Regions from separate parts of the Mus musculus genome. Here region 1 is linked to region 2. A link is a loop called in an ENCODE intact Hi-C map of the cell type or tissue named here. Cell type or tissue: heart. All regions are shown on one strand. Links, peaks and the distances in the headings refer to the core of each region. The heading gives the core; the rest is flanking DNA.

Region 1 (6,992 bases), core at 2,032-4,531, 110 kb before region 2:
AAATTTACCTCATGCCTTTGCTGGCTAAAAGTTCCAAGCTTTAGACCCCATCTGTTATTTTAGAAGTGTTCACTGTTTCTGTTTTACACATGGGAGATTCTTCCATGGGGCCAACTTTTATCAGCTACTGCCTCCCGGTATTTCCTTCCTCTGCCTCACTGGCTTCAGCAGCCGCCTGACTTCAGCAAGTGTCTCAAGGCCGTGGGTTTCCTTTGGATACTGTTCAGTTTTCAAAAGCAGCCTTTTGCTCTGTATTTAGTCTTCTAAAGCCTCAGGTGCTGACTTGGGTTTGCCAAGGCTAGCCCCCCCCAACCCAGCCTCTTCCTATAGTTCCTTCCTGGGACAGACCAAGGGATCACTCTGCACAGCCCTTCAGAGCCCAAGGGCTGCCTGGAGGAAATGACTTGAGAACACAAGAGCCTGAGATGGAATAGCTGGCTTTAGTTCCCTTCGGTGAGTTCCTGGCAGTGCTGGGTGGCCTGCTTAGGGCAGGAGACACACATGGCAGCAGCCACATTTACCTAGAGGGGCCAGAGCGGGAGTATTTGTCCTTAGAGAGGAGAACCTTGGTCTATCGCCCAGGCTCCCTTATTTATCTCCACGAGAAAGATTATTACCCATAGTTCCAGTGGCCACCCATCTCCTTTATGTTGAACAATGGCCTAAGTATGGAGTAGCTTTCCAGTCCCAACCAGAAGCAAATCCATGATGACCAGAAGGGCGTCCAGGCCTGGGTGGAAGGAAGGAAATCATCAAACACAGCAGACTAATGCTCCTCCCCCGGGGGCACTGAGCATGTCAAGGTGAACTAAAGCCATCCAGTTATTATTTATAGAACCGGTGGGGAGGGTTTGTGGGCTGCTGGGAGGCCTGTGACAGTCGGGCCAGCCCTGGCTTTGTCTGAGCAGAAGATTGTTGGCTGACATTAGAGGAAGTGCCCTGTCCATGCCTCAACAGGGGCAATGCTTGCTCACCCAGTAGGGTGGCTCAGCCAAGTGTGTGGTCATCCTTGGTGTCTATCAACATGGCTGCTCAAGAGAGAAGGTCAAAACGTATCTAGACCAATCTCCCTGACGACTGTAAAACCCTCACACTTGCAGATGGGGCTCCTCTTCTGCAGTGTGAAGACGCTAGGTGTGCCGCTGAGGACCTCTCTACATGTTGCCTAAGAATCATCTGTCTTTGCTTCTCTAAGACAACAGTGCTCCCCATGAGAGGCAGCATGTCTGTCCAAACACCTCCTTGTAGGCCCAGTGCCCGGCATGCAGTATGTGCTCAGTTGCTAATCATGTTCTGATTTTGAGGATATGTCTTTGAAATGTTCAATTTTAAACATTCCCCTCAATGGGGATTGCTTGACAAATTTTCAGGTAGGGCAGTGGTCCTCAGGCTGTGGGGTGTGACCACTTGGAAAACACATATTCCCTATTGGTCTTACAGACCCCCAATCATAAATTTATTTTTGTTGCTACTTTATAACTGTAATTTCCTACTGAGCTGTCTCAGTTCTTAAGACCATCATAAGTGTGTGTTTTCCAATGGTCGTGACCCACAGGTTGAGAACCATTGATTTTGGGCAATGCTCATGAATTTACTTCTTGGGAATGGTCACGTGTCTAGCACTTCATGGCTCTTTTAACTTCATCCTGATGCACCCTTGTGCTTGTTTATCATCCCCAAGGATGCATGAGGTGGGAGGGATACAGATTTTTAAATCTTATAAAAACCAGATAACCTTTGTGATTAACCTGAATGCCTTATTCTTAGAATAAGCACCATTTTAATATTTGTGTGTATGTGTGTGTGTGTGTGTGTGTATGTGTGTGTGTTTTACACATCTGCTGTGTGCCAAGCCCCGTACAAGAGCCCTGAAGTCTCAGCAATGAGGGTTTGTAGTGGCAGATCAGTAGTAAAGAACATTTGTTGCTCTTACAGAGTGTCTGGATTCGGTTCCCAGGACCCGCAAAATGGCTCACAACTATGTAAACCCCAGTTCCAGGGAGTCTGGCACCTTCTCTGACCTCTGTGGTCTCTGTATACATGTGGTAAACTTCCATGCATGCAGGCAAGCAAACACTTGTATGCATAAAATAATAATAAAAAAATAAGACTTTTAAAAGGAGACTCAGCAATAAGAAGTCACAATTCCCACCCATGTCTGAAGCAATGAGCTCTGAAATAAAGGTGTCATTAATGGTAAAAACAAAAACAAAGAGTAAGAGAGATGGGGGGAGGTGGCAGACCTGGCTAAGGATGCAGATAGTGATATCATCTATGATACACAGTGCTCGGCACCATATAGAGGCTTGCATGATAACTCAAGAGTTAATCCTAACCGTCCTGTGATAGAGGGGCTCATATTCTTCCCATTTCATGGATGGGAAACTTGAGGCGTGTGAGAGATTGAATAAATTGCCTATGAATGAACTTGTAAATGGGAGAGACTGCTACTGAGTCTTAGGTATGTGGACTAAAAATAGCAGCAATAATAGTGTCAAAGGATGTGGTGTTTTGATATTTCCAAAAACTACTTTCTTTGATCCGCTCCTAAAGAGAAGCCAAGTATTTCTTAAACAAGCCCTTGAACTTGGGAATCGTTAGAGTGCCTTTGCTTTCCAGCTGGTAGACCTGGTCTGTGGTCCAGCCCCACGCACCCTAAATAGCCTGATATGGACAGAGGGTAATGGTTAAATACCAGTTCTTAGCTATGTGACCTCCAAACCTTTACTTCCCTATCTATAAAAAGAGGGTAATAGCATTTCTGTCTAGGGGGTCTCCTGCCAGCTACTTCTGGTTTCCTCCACACCCATCACACAAAATGAGGCTTCTGAATAGCACAGATGCTGAAAAGGAGCCAACCTGGAAGTCTGTGGGGTGCTCTGAGTGACTGCAGCCATTGTTCCGTGGCTGCGGAGGGCCTCTCCGGCAGGGAGGGCAGAGGGCTCTGGCCTTTGGTGGACATCTGCCTCAGAATTCCTCTGCTCTGCTGTTTGAAGACATCGGCTTTTCCTTCAAGGACTGAGCAAATGCAGTCAGAAGAAATATGCCAGGGAGACAACACGGCGGTTGACTGGAGACTGGATGAGGACCGGATGTAGGCCTGACCCCGGGCTGTGTCCCTGGGGTGCAGCTCGGAGAGACCTCAGGGCCGACATTGCGTTCTCTGTTTACTCAGGGGTTTCCTCCTCGGAGCTGCCAAGGAAGCAGCTCTGTGAGGAAAGGGAAAACACGTGGGGTAGGACCCTGGACCCACACGGGGCGGACTACACAAGCTCCTGCCTGCCTCTATCAGGGAGGGGTGGAATACAGTCCAGCCCCTCCCCTGCCCTGCCTGGGCCAGCAGCATAACATGGGCCCTTGGGGACACTGTCCTCATGGCTACTTCATCCTAGGTGACCTGGTACCTCTTGGGGGGATGGGGAGGGGCCTGTGGGATGGTAAAAGCATGCCCAGAAGCTTGGTAAGGTAGAGCAGGTTGAGACCCGGAAACTTGGTAGGCACACATCTGAGACTTAGGCGACTTCTAGCTCCCTGCCAAATTCCTGGCCTGGAACACGTGCCATATTCCCCACCATAGGTCACATAGTTCTCCATGCTAATGAGGTACCTAGAGGCCTGGAGGGCTTAGCCAATAAACTTCCCTTCCCAGACATTTCTCCCTGCAAAAGGTATTTAATCTCGTGTCCACCCTGAGAAGGGGTACAGCTAAGTATGCATCCAATTTTCCACCATGAACAGTCAATAAACAGTTTAGAACCGTAGACTGAGTCTTTCATCAAGACCGGCTGCGGGGAGCCAAGAAGGCCTCCACCTACAGAGCTGCAGTTTAATTCTCCCGTAGAAGGCCTCTCTGCGCTTCCAGCCTGCCTCCACCAAGCTAAGGACAATCACCACTGGAACAAGGCAGAGCTCCCCTTCCTCAGGTCTGGGCTAGATGCTGACCCAGCCCTCCAGCTCTCAACTCAGTTCTTGGCTCTTCTGTGACTCTCAGTGTGCCTGGATGTCCAAGAGTCAGAGAACCTCATGGTCCCAGCCTCATCACAGGTCTGAGGGCCCCAAACCCTCTCCAGGTTTCCCACATCCCAGACTGTGCTTTCCCACCCCCTGAGCGGTGTCTCACTTCCCTAAAGCCCTGCCCCAGCTCCTGTGGTGTCATGGGATAAGTGCTGTCACACTATCCAAGTTCCACCTCCCCAAAGAGGCTGACTGGGACCCTGGGGTTGGGCTATTATTCATTTGTTACAGGCCCTGAGCTGTAACACGTGTGTAACCAAATACCTGGGATAACCAACTGTCTTAGTCAGGGTTTTTATTCCTGCACAAACATCATGACCAAGAAGCAAGTTGGGGAGGAAAGGGTTTATTCAGCTTACACTTCCAAGTTGTTGTTCATCACCAAAGGAAGTCAGGACTGGAACTCAAGCAGGTCAGGAAGCAGGAGCTGATACAGAGGCCATGGAGGGATGTTCATTACTGGCTTGCTTCCCCTGGCTTGCTCAGCCTGCTTTCTTATAGAACCCAAGACTACCAGCCCAGAGATGGTCCCACCCACAAGGGGCCCTCCCCCCTTGATCACTAATTAAGAAAATGCCTTACAGCTGGATCTCATGGAGGCATTTCCCCAGCTGAAGGTCCTTTCTGGGTGATAACTTCAGCCTGTGTCAAGTTGACACATAAAGCCAGCCAGTACACCAACCTAAGACAGGAGGAGTTTGTTTGGGTTCATGGTTTCCCAGCTGCAGCCCATGAACAGCTTGTGTCATTGCTCTCAGATCTACGGCAAGACACAAACACCAGGACAGAAGGATGTGGCAGAGCAAAGGTACTCATCTCATAGACAGGAGTCAGAGAGGGAAGGAGGAAGAGAGGGAGGTAGGGAAGGAAGAAGGGAGACAGAGAGAGAGAGAGATGAATGAACAAACAAATGAATGGATAGGAGACAATATACTGACCACGTCACCCCTCCAGTGATCTAGTACCTCCAGCTAAGCCCCAGTGCCCGATTGCCCATTCACACCCCTCAGCCGTGTGGCCAGGTCTATGAGGGAATGCTGAGCTCTGCCCTGAACGCCTCATCTCCCCCACAGGTGGAGGCTGCTGACCAATCCTTGTGCAGTGGACCTAGAACTAAAGGCTTCAGTCAGCCTGAGCCTTATGGCCATAATCTCCTATGAGCTTAGCATCCTTGTCATTTCATCACTTTCAAGTAGTGCCCTGGACAAGGGATTGACCCTTTAATACACCAGCCTTCTGAGGGATTGATCACTTCACAACTAAACCATACAAGACTCCTCAGGTGACTTCCCAGAGAGATTATTTTGTTTATTATAAGATCTGTCTATCCAGCCGGGCGTGGTGGCTCACGCCTTTAATACCAGCACTTGGGAGGCAGAGGCAGGCGGATTTCTGAGTTCAAGGCCAGCCTGGTTTACAGAGTGAGTTCCAGGACAGCCAGGATACACAGAGAAATCCTGTCTCGATAAAACAAAACAAAACAAAACATAACGTCTGTCTATCCCTTCACCCGCTTTTTTCTAGCTTGTCCTTGTTTAAGAAATACTGGTGTGTTGAAAAGTTACAATATTTGCAAGCAAGGGTGTGGTGGTTTGAATGAGAATGGCCTCATGGGTTCAAATATTTGAATACTTGTTTCCCAGTTGGTGGTAGTATTAGGGAAGGATTAAGAGGTGTGCTTGTTGCAGGAGGTATGTCACTAGAGGTTTCAAAAGACACCATTTTGAGACTCTGTCTCTCTGTGTGTCTCTCTGTCTCTGTCTCTCTCTCTTGTAGATCAAGACAGCACACTCTCATCTGACTCAACACCATGCCTGGCTGCCTGCTGCCATACTCTGTGTCATGACAGTCATGGGCTGTGACCTTCTTGGAGCATGAGCCTCAATTAACCATTTTCTTTTGTAATTAACCTTGGTCATAGTGTTTTGTCACAGCAATAGAAAACTAAGCAAAGTGAGAGGTTTGTTTTCTTACAAGGGCTTCGCTTGGAAGAACGTGTTGATATAGCTCCTCTAGAATGGTGGGCTCAGAGGTCTCATTCTCTAGGGCTTTGCTGATGCTTCTGAGGTGGACTTGTGGAGACAAGACAAAGGATAACAGGAAGGAGGGAAGATGCTGCAAGCAGGGGCTTCTCGGCTTTCAGTCTGACCCTGCATGGAGTAGAGAATCATACTCAGTATAAGGTTGTATTTCCTGGAACTGAACGCATGATTTTTTACTATCCTCTGGTGTGAGGGGCGGGAGGGGGACAGCAATAACAGAGCTGGCCTATGACTTCGGTTGTAATGCTCAGAGGTCCTCTCCCTGGTCCTACCCCAAGTCCCCATGCCTGCTTCTGTCCTGCTATCCCCAGAGGCGAGAAGACCTGCCTCCTCAGAGAAGCTTCCTGGAGCAACAGTCACCGGAGGCTTCCACTTGTCCCTTGACCGTTGCCATCTCAGTGATGATGCCAGTAGAGGCTCCAGCGTCTCTACTTCCACAGGTCTTTCCATCTCTCCTCAGGATAAAGCAGAGGGCTGGATCACATCATGTACCCTTTCTCAGAAACTTTCTCAGAAGTCTAACTCCAGAAAGACAGGAGTTTCTTGGGGGTGATACAGGTGGCCGAGAGTCTGTTAGGAAGGAGTTCCTCCACAGGGACTCAGGAAACAAGCATCACACACAGTTCAGATGCAAGGCTTAGGTCCTTTGCTGAGCTATGCACAGAGCACAGAGCATCTAGGACTGGCTGTGCTGAACTCAACCAGATGACAGTACTCCCAGAGCGCAGCTTCTTCAAGCTGCTCTGCAATGGTCAAGCAACCTCTCTTCCTTTTACCTCAGCACCACAAAACTCCAGGTCACTCTTTCAACGACTTCTACCAAGGGAGGCAAACTGTGACCTTGACTATTCTGCCCCGGACAGGCCACTGCCACCAACTGTTTGTTTACAGATCCCCTTTCTCATTGTATTAAACCTTCGAGAATCATTGTATTAG
Region 2 (6,992 bases), core at 2,120-4,619:
CTGTAACTGAAGTACTTGGTGGTGGAGTCAAGAGGATAATGAGTTCAAGGTCATCTTCAACTATCTATGGAGTTCAAGGCCAGATTTCCATAGGAAGCAATGACAATCTTCCAAGAGATTCTGTTAGGAGTCTGAGAGTTTGACTCAACACCAGGGATGTTTGGCTTCCTAGGCAGGAAACAGGTGGAAGACAGACAGGCACAACAACTGATAGTTTCTTACCCAGTACGGGCATATTCCAGAACAAGCGTCTCAGCCTTCTTCAGACCAGATTTCATCTCTACAAGTACCATTCGATTTGCACTGTGCATTTGTAATATTTAAATTTAATTTACTGTAATTTAAATGTCAACTTGAGGATTGAAATCAAGAAGGTAACAATGACCATTCATGTATTATTTGCCAATATGTCTAAGGAAGGGAATGACGGGTTCTCCACAGCCTAGAATTAGTCTTAGGAGGAGGAGGGATGTTCAGAATGGCCATTGGCTAATAGGACTTGAGCATGACTGGTCAGAGGGAGCAGTTGCAGTACAGGGCTTGGACTTGAGTGGAATCTGATGGATCTGGGACATATGCGCAGGGTTTGGCTGTTCAGCACAGCTTTCTTAACCAGTTCAGAAGTATTTCAGCAACATGGCAGCTACATCACTGGCTCCTGGCTGAGAACTACCTTGCGATTAAATGTTTAAATGTCAACTTGAGGATTGAAATCAAGAAGGTAACAATGACCTTGAGGTTCCTTATGTCCAACCATCATCAATTGGACCTGTCTTTCAGGGATAGTGGTTGCCATACATGAAAGAAGAAAACGGTTGTGAGTGACACCCACTAAAAATCACACTGCTGATATTTTCTACCTCACTAGACAGTCATTTCTAACAGTTTCTCAATGTCCTTCAGAAGCGCTTGTTCAAACCGTGTGATCTTCAAGATCTCGTGTGCATTTAGATCCATTATACCTCACCCAGGGCAAGATGTGAGATTACTAGTTGTTTGGGAAGTGGCACATCTGCTGGGGACTCACTCTGGCAGCTGCTGCCACCTGTGAAGACCACACGTGATATTCACATAGCTTCTCTGAGTAGCTCCAGCTGTTCTCTTGGTACAGATGTAGAAGGACGCTTTGGGTCTCCCTTGGGACTGCACCCTGCTTCTATTTCCTATGCATGCCTGTTAGGTTCCATGGAAAGGCCCTTTCCAGCATCAGGAGTGTACAGCCCACTGTGATTGTTACCCAGCTCTGGGCAGTTGGTCCTGACTTGTATAGAGAGTTGGCTCAACACAACTAGAGGGAGCACACCACTAAGCAGTTTTTATCCATGGTCTCTGCTCCAGGTTCCCGTCCTGAGTTCTATTATCTGGAAATGTAAGATAAAACAAACTCTTTTCTCCTCAGGTGGCTTTTGGTTAAAATATTAAATTACATCGATAGGAGACAGGGTAGAACAAGGCCCGTTCAGTAAGTTACTGAAAACCAAGACCCTATGCACAACATACATGTTTTTAAGAAGAAAATCGATTATATTAACATATGTCAAAATGTTAACATTTTTTTCTATAGTAATAAATTGCTTCTTTATTGACATACATCGAGATCTAGCAGAGTAGCTACCTAATAACAACTGTAATTTGAAACATCTGCAACAACCAACTTTTCTGGATAAAACAGTATTTTCTACTGATAATTGGGTTGTTGGTACAGTCTCCTGCCTTTGTGGTTTACTGTCTACATTCATAAGAGAAAACATGCTAATCTAAATGTCAGAGGATAATAAAAAATGGTTCACTAAAATGTATATTGTTTGTTCTCAACCAAGTTCTGAGCGTCCCTGAAGCAAGTTTTTCTATCCTAAAATAAACATGCCTCAAAAGCCAACACCTCGCTGGAAAGCCCCACCCTATGCCCGCGAGACTCAAGCCTTCAAGCCACCCACACGGACCTCTAGCTGTCTCTATCTATGCAGTTCTAACTAGACTAGGAAACTTAGGGTAAGAAAAGGGGACAATAGCTAAACTCCAGGGCCCAAGATAGAAGGACTCAGTGTTCCCTACCTAGAGATCTTCCCACAAAAATCTGAGTTGACTTTTTTCTTTTCTTTTCTTTTCTTTTCTTTTCTTTTCTTTTCTTTTCTTTCTTTCTTTTTTTTTTTTTTAAAAAAAAAACCAAAACTCATCAGCACAGAGAAGCCCGCTTCCTAGGCCTGAATGAAACAGTGTGTTTTTAAGTAGCACAGCAACGTTTTCGACGTTTGGGTCCCTGGGGAGCCAGCGAGTATGCAACATCAAGCCAACCCCAAGAGCTGGGCATACTTAGGCGCGTCTTGAACCCTTGGAGAACGGATGTCTTTGCAAGTCAGCCCTATGAGGCCCGCAGTTCAGTGACAGGTAGAAAAAAAGCCTGGCTAGTCTTGCCAAGCTCCGGGACGCTTCCGGGCAGGTGGCGGGAAGGTGGGAGGGCTGCGGCGGGTGCGCCGCTGCGGGGCGGGGCCGGCAGGGAAGGTGCGTGTGGCGGGCGGGGCCTCGGGAGGGGCGGGGCGGGGCGGGGCGGGGCCGGAGTCCCGGTCACTCGATAAAACGCTTGAGAGTCTCCAGAGAACAACGGGCTCATTGAGCAGCAGCTAGCTGCGGGCGTGGGGGAGCGGCCGCACAGTGAGCGTGAGCCGGCCGGGGGTGGGGCCGCGCGCAGGGGCGACCGAGGCCAAGTGGCCGCAGCGGCGCGCCAGGCAGCCCGGCCCCGGCCCCGAGCCCGCGCGCACAGAGGCCGCAGCAGCTCCGCGGGTCCCTCCCACCGCGCGCGCCCATGGCGGTCGCGGGCCAGTTGTGCCTGCTCTACCTGTCCGCGGGGCTTCTAGCCCGGCTGGGTACAGCCTTCAACCTGGACACCCGCGAGGACAACGTGATCCGGAAATCGGGGGATCCCGGGAGCCTCTTCGGCTTCTCGCTCGCCATGCACTGGCAGTTGCAGCCGGAGGACAAGCGGCTGTGAGTTCCCCGACTCTTCCCATCCCCACCGGGGCGCCGCGCTGCGCCAGGGAGAACGAGGGCGCGCCCTGCTGCCGCCCGTCCCGCGTGCCCAGAGCCTATCCGTGGGCTAGCCCAGCTCGGCTCTGCTCTGCCCTGGCCTTCCCTACCTTGCCCTGCCCTGCCCTGCCCTGCCCGCTCGCACTTCTTCGGCCCAAGACTTGAGAGATCCGGGCCCGCCGCGCCCTGCACACGGCGCCTCCCGGGAGTGAGGAGAGCCGAAGGGACAAACCCCGGGCCCGGCCCCGGGATACTTGACTTTCCCCCTCCCCTGAAGTGCTTTCCGCGGTTCTCCACTTCGGGCTTAGTTTGCAGGGACCCCGGCAGGTGGCACGCTTTGCTGAGCTTCACGTGTGCACTAGGGACAGTGATGGGACACAGGGTTGCGGGAAGTCTTCCAGGGAAATGCAGGCCTTTCTCCAACTCTCCGACCGTCCGGTCCCCTCCCTCGTTCGCGCGCCGCGTGGAAGTTGGGAAGCCACTTTTCGCTGTCCCGTATGACTTTCCCTGCAGAGTGGGCTCTCCTGCAGGAGATACTTTAACATGCTTCTTAAAAAGCACCTGTTCCTCAGGACTAGCTCAGCTGTGAAAACAGGCTTCTTCGAGTCGGTGTGCTAGCTCCCCCTCCCAGCTCCCTGATAGATCAGCAGCACTCAAGGATCCTCCGGCCCCAGTGCTGGGTGGGCCTCACGGAGGAGTTAGAGCAAAGTGCCCCTTCTAGGAGGGACTTAGAAAAGAAGGTTCGGAAGTGACAGTCATCCTCCCAAGTGTTTCTTCCAGGAGAAAGCGACTGGCTCTGCCTTTTAAACAGTGTTGGCTCCCACATGACCCAGTTCTTTGATTGGGGAAGATTTTCTGGAGCTTAGTCGCCCAGTCGCAGTGGGGTTAAATTCTTGATCCATGCTCATTCCCACAACAAAAGGTCCTCCTCCCCGCCCAGGTCTTGAGTTGAACCCAGGTCCTTCCAGGACCAGCAGACCGGAGAGAACAGAGTGCAGCCAAGGGGAAAGGAGAGGCCAGAATTATTTTAAACTGGAGAAAACTCCCTTTTCGGATATTTAACAACTTTGGGGTTTGTGCATATTGTGGACTTCAAAATCTTAAGGTCAGATTTTTCTGATACCACCTGCTAGGTGAAGCAGAAGTCTATTGTGGGTGGGATAGTCCCGGGCAGGGAGGGGGTCTGACTCTGCAGGCGTGGCATTCTCCCGAAAATAATTGTTGGTCAGCTGTAAATCTGAAGTGAGAGGGTTTGTTTGTTTGTTTGTCAACTCAAGAGGATGACATTTCAAATCTCAAACACTATTCGAGAAACACATACATTTACCCATGGAGGATTTGAACTTAGTATAGAAGTGACTGTGGGCCAACAGAGGGAAAACATTCTTTGCCTTTATTTAGCATTCTGTCTGTATCAGACCACAGAGATTGGCTTCCTGGATGGACATGTCCAAGCAGACATTATAATGGGGGGAAACTGGGGCAAGAAATGTCCTGAGGACAATGATTTCAAATTGTGCCTTTAGCCAGGAATCACTGTTGTCATTAAGGTGAGCAGCCTTGGGCCTGCTAAAACTTGTCACTACCGCAGGGCTTCTCTGCTATTACAGCTGCTACAGGTCCTCCCAAGACAAGTTCTGGTGCCTTTAAAAAAAAAAAGCCATAGAGCAGTGTTTCTCAAACTGTAGGTTGTGACCCCTTAACAGCGGTTGCATATCAGATATCTATATTACGATTTATAAGAGTAGTAATATTAGTTATGAAGTAGCAATGAAATAATTTTATGGTGTGTGTGTGGGGGGGGGAGTCATGGTGTATGTGTGGGGTGACCACAGCATGAAGAACTGTGTTAAAGGGTTGTAGTGTTAGGAGGGTTGAGAACCACTGTTGTAGAGGACGACAGATGGGAGTACCAGGTCAGACCCTCAGATGAGAAGAGACCCATGGCAAGGGGTACTGGGCCACACCCTAGAACCTAGAGGCAGAATCTGCATTCCAGGAGGCTGTGGGTTCATCTTGTGATATACTCTCCCAGGTTCAAGAATAGCATCAATCCTCTGAGGAGAGTCATATCATGCCCATGGCTTCCTTTTACGGAGAAGAAGGTGGGTGTCAGTGCTAGCCAGTGAGACTGATGGGACTCTGGGCCCAGTTTCCAAACTCAGTGACAACATCTCAGGGACCTGGGGATAGACAGCTGAGTTTAGGTTTCTTGGTCATTGGCACTGATAACCATTTGCTTCGAGCTGTGGTTTCTTCACCTGTACAGTGTAGGTGTTTCTGGGTTGTTGTGAAGATTAAAAGAACACGCAAAATGCTTAGTGTCTGCCCGGTCTGCCCAGCATGGACACCTGTTGGCTAAATGGAAGCTGTTGATAGCGATGCATTTAAAAGTAGAATCTCTAGGCCTACAGTGTTAGATGCCAGCTGCCATACAGGTGTGGTAAGTGTTTGGTGAGTCTGTGATCACCTCACATTAAAACCGAAGGCTCTTGTTTTAAATTAATATCCTGAACTCTCAATCAGACTTATGAACACCAAAGCAGCTAAACTTTACTCCGCCTTAGATTCATTGCAGAAGCAAACTTCTTGAACTTATGACTTTGAGGCAGAAGATAGGTGGGCGGGCGTATAAGATAAATGCACAGCTATAGAGAATGTATCATAACATATCATAACATATCATAACATAAGGCCTTGTCTCTCTTTTCTTTCTTCCTTTCTATTATTTATTTTGGATTTTAAACTTCCTATAATGCCATCTATATATTCAGTAATAGCTTTAGTTAAGATTTTATAGGGAGTAATACTGTGTCTGAGAGCCCCCAAAACACACTGGATATTGCTGATATTTGGGGACTGTCACATTGGATTAGGCACTTTAAACTTTATCTATGTTTCCCGGAGATAAATTACATAAGACTCCAGCAGTTATTAAGCAGACAGCTGAGTGACTGAGGTTGGGTTATAAGCACTTTAATCCTCCCTCTCCTTGGTAGGTGGGGCCCAGTCATCTCTAGCCGTGGAAGGTACAAAGTGATGACTGAATAGAATCTATCCTGTGACTCACTCACTTGGCTCTCTTCTGGGCAAGGATGTATCTGTGTATGATCACCTGGGAGGAGCTGCGTTCATGGAGAGAAGTCTGCTTCACTCCTAGTCTTCATTTTCTCCTTTTGGGTTGTTCGTTTGTTTGTTCGGTCTCCTCCATATTGTCTGAGCGCATCCCAGGCCTACTGTTCTCTCCTCACTTGGATGCTTGTTGACTGTTGGACTTACTCAATTGTCGGATGTAGCTGGAGATCATGCAGTCCATTCGACCCCTTCGTAGATGGAGAAACAGGAGCTGAAGGTCATGAAATGTCTTACCCGAAGCTTTCCAGCTACTTAGGCAGAATCTTAATCAAGATCTGGTTGTGAAGGTGGTATTTCTGGCTCACGCCTGTGCTCTTTTTGTAAGAGGAAACCTCAGAAACGACCTTCAGATGTGGAGGCATTGGCAAGCTGCTGAGTTCTGGAAATGTATTACAGTGTGTTGATTCATTGAACTGCTTCCCATGTAGGTCAGGGCTATCTATTTAAGTATCAGTACATGGACTCTCTTCCTAGTCACCCTCAGCCCAACTGGCTATGGGTCAAGCTCCTTCTGACAGCTAAAGGATGCGACCTGACGGCCTCTCGCCAGGGGTCAGAGGATGTGCACCCAGGCATTTGCTTCCTTGATCTCATTCCTACAACAGAGTGAGTGGCTTGGGGCCATCTTCTAAGAACTGCTGTGTCACCTTGAGTCCCAAGAGTAGGGAGAAGAAACCGCAGTAGTCAAAGGAGACTTAGAAGACATATTAGGAACAATACACTACCATTTAAGATTTTACAGTTTGGAAGTACTGGCATTCTATGGTACGTGGCCCCAAGGACCTGGATTTAACATATTTCTGTACCAATATGGCAGTGAATTCTGTGTTTTA

What was found. A loop is a pair of places that touch in the nucleus more often than their neighbours do. Peaks named below come from ENCODE experiments on the same cell type or tissue, not always from the same donor. Only the 100,000 strongest peaks of a DNase experiment are listed, where the experiment ranks them.
Region 1: a loop joins it to region 2, with 3 times the contacts of the local background. A loop is called at or near these places in 4 of 42 quality-filtered maps.

What each region holds. Positions count from the first base shown.
Region 1 is chr2:71,670,251-71,677,242 of GRCm38, forward strand. No RefSeq gene overlaps it. Among named protein-coding and RNA genes, the nearest start is that of Gm36909, 18 kb to the left of the region's middle. In heart, for the core only: no CTCF peak of the experiment used is centred there; a DNase peak (open chromatin) is centred at 3,161; H3K27ac peaks cover 1,696 bases.
Region 2 is chr2:71,784,336-71,791,327 of GRCm38, forward strand. Itga6 (integrin alpha 6) reads left to right here and starts at 2,604. Exons shown (of 26, transcript NM_008397.4): 1 at 2,604-2,985. The coding sequence starts at 2,804. In heart, for the core only: CTCF peaks have their summits at 3,358 and 3,641; DNase peaks (open chromatin) are centred at 2,616 and 3,716; H3K4me3 peaks cover 2,489 bases; H3K27ac peaks cover 2,403 bases.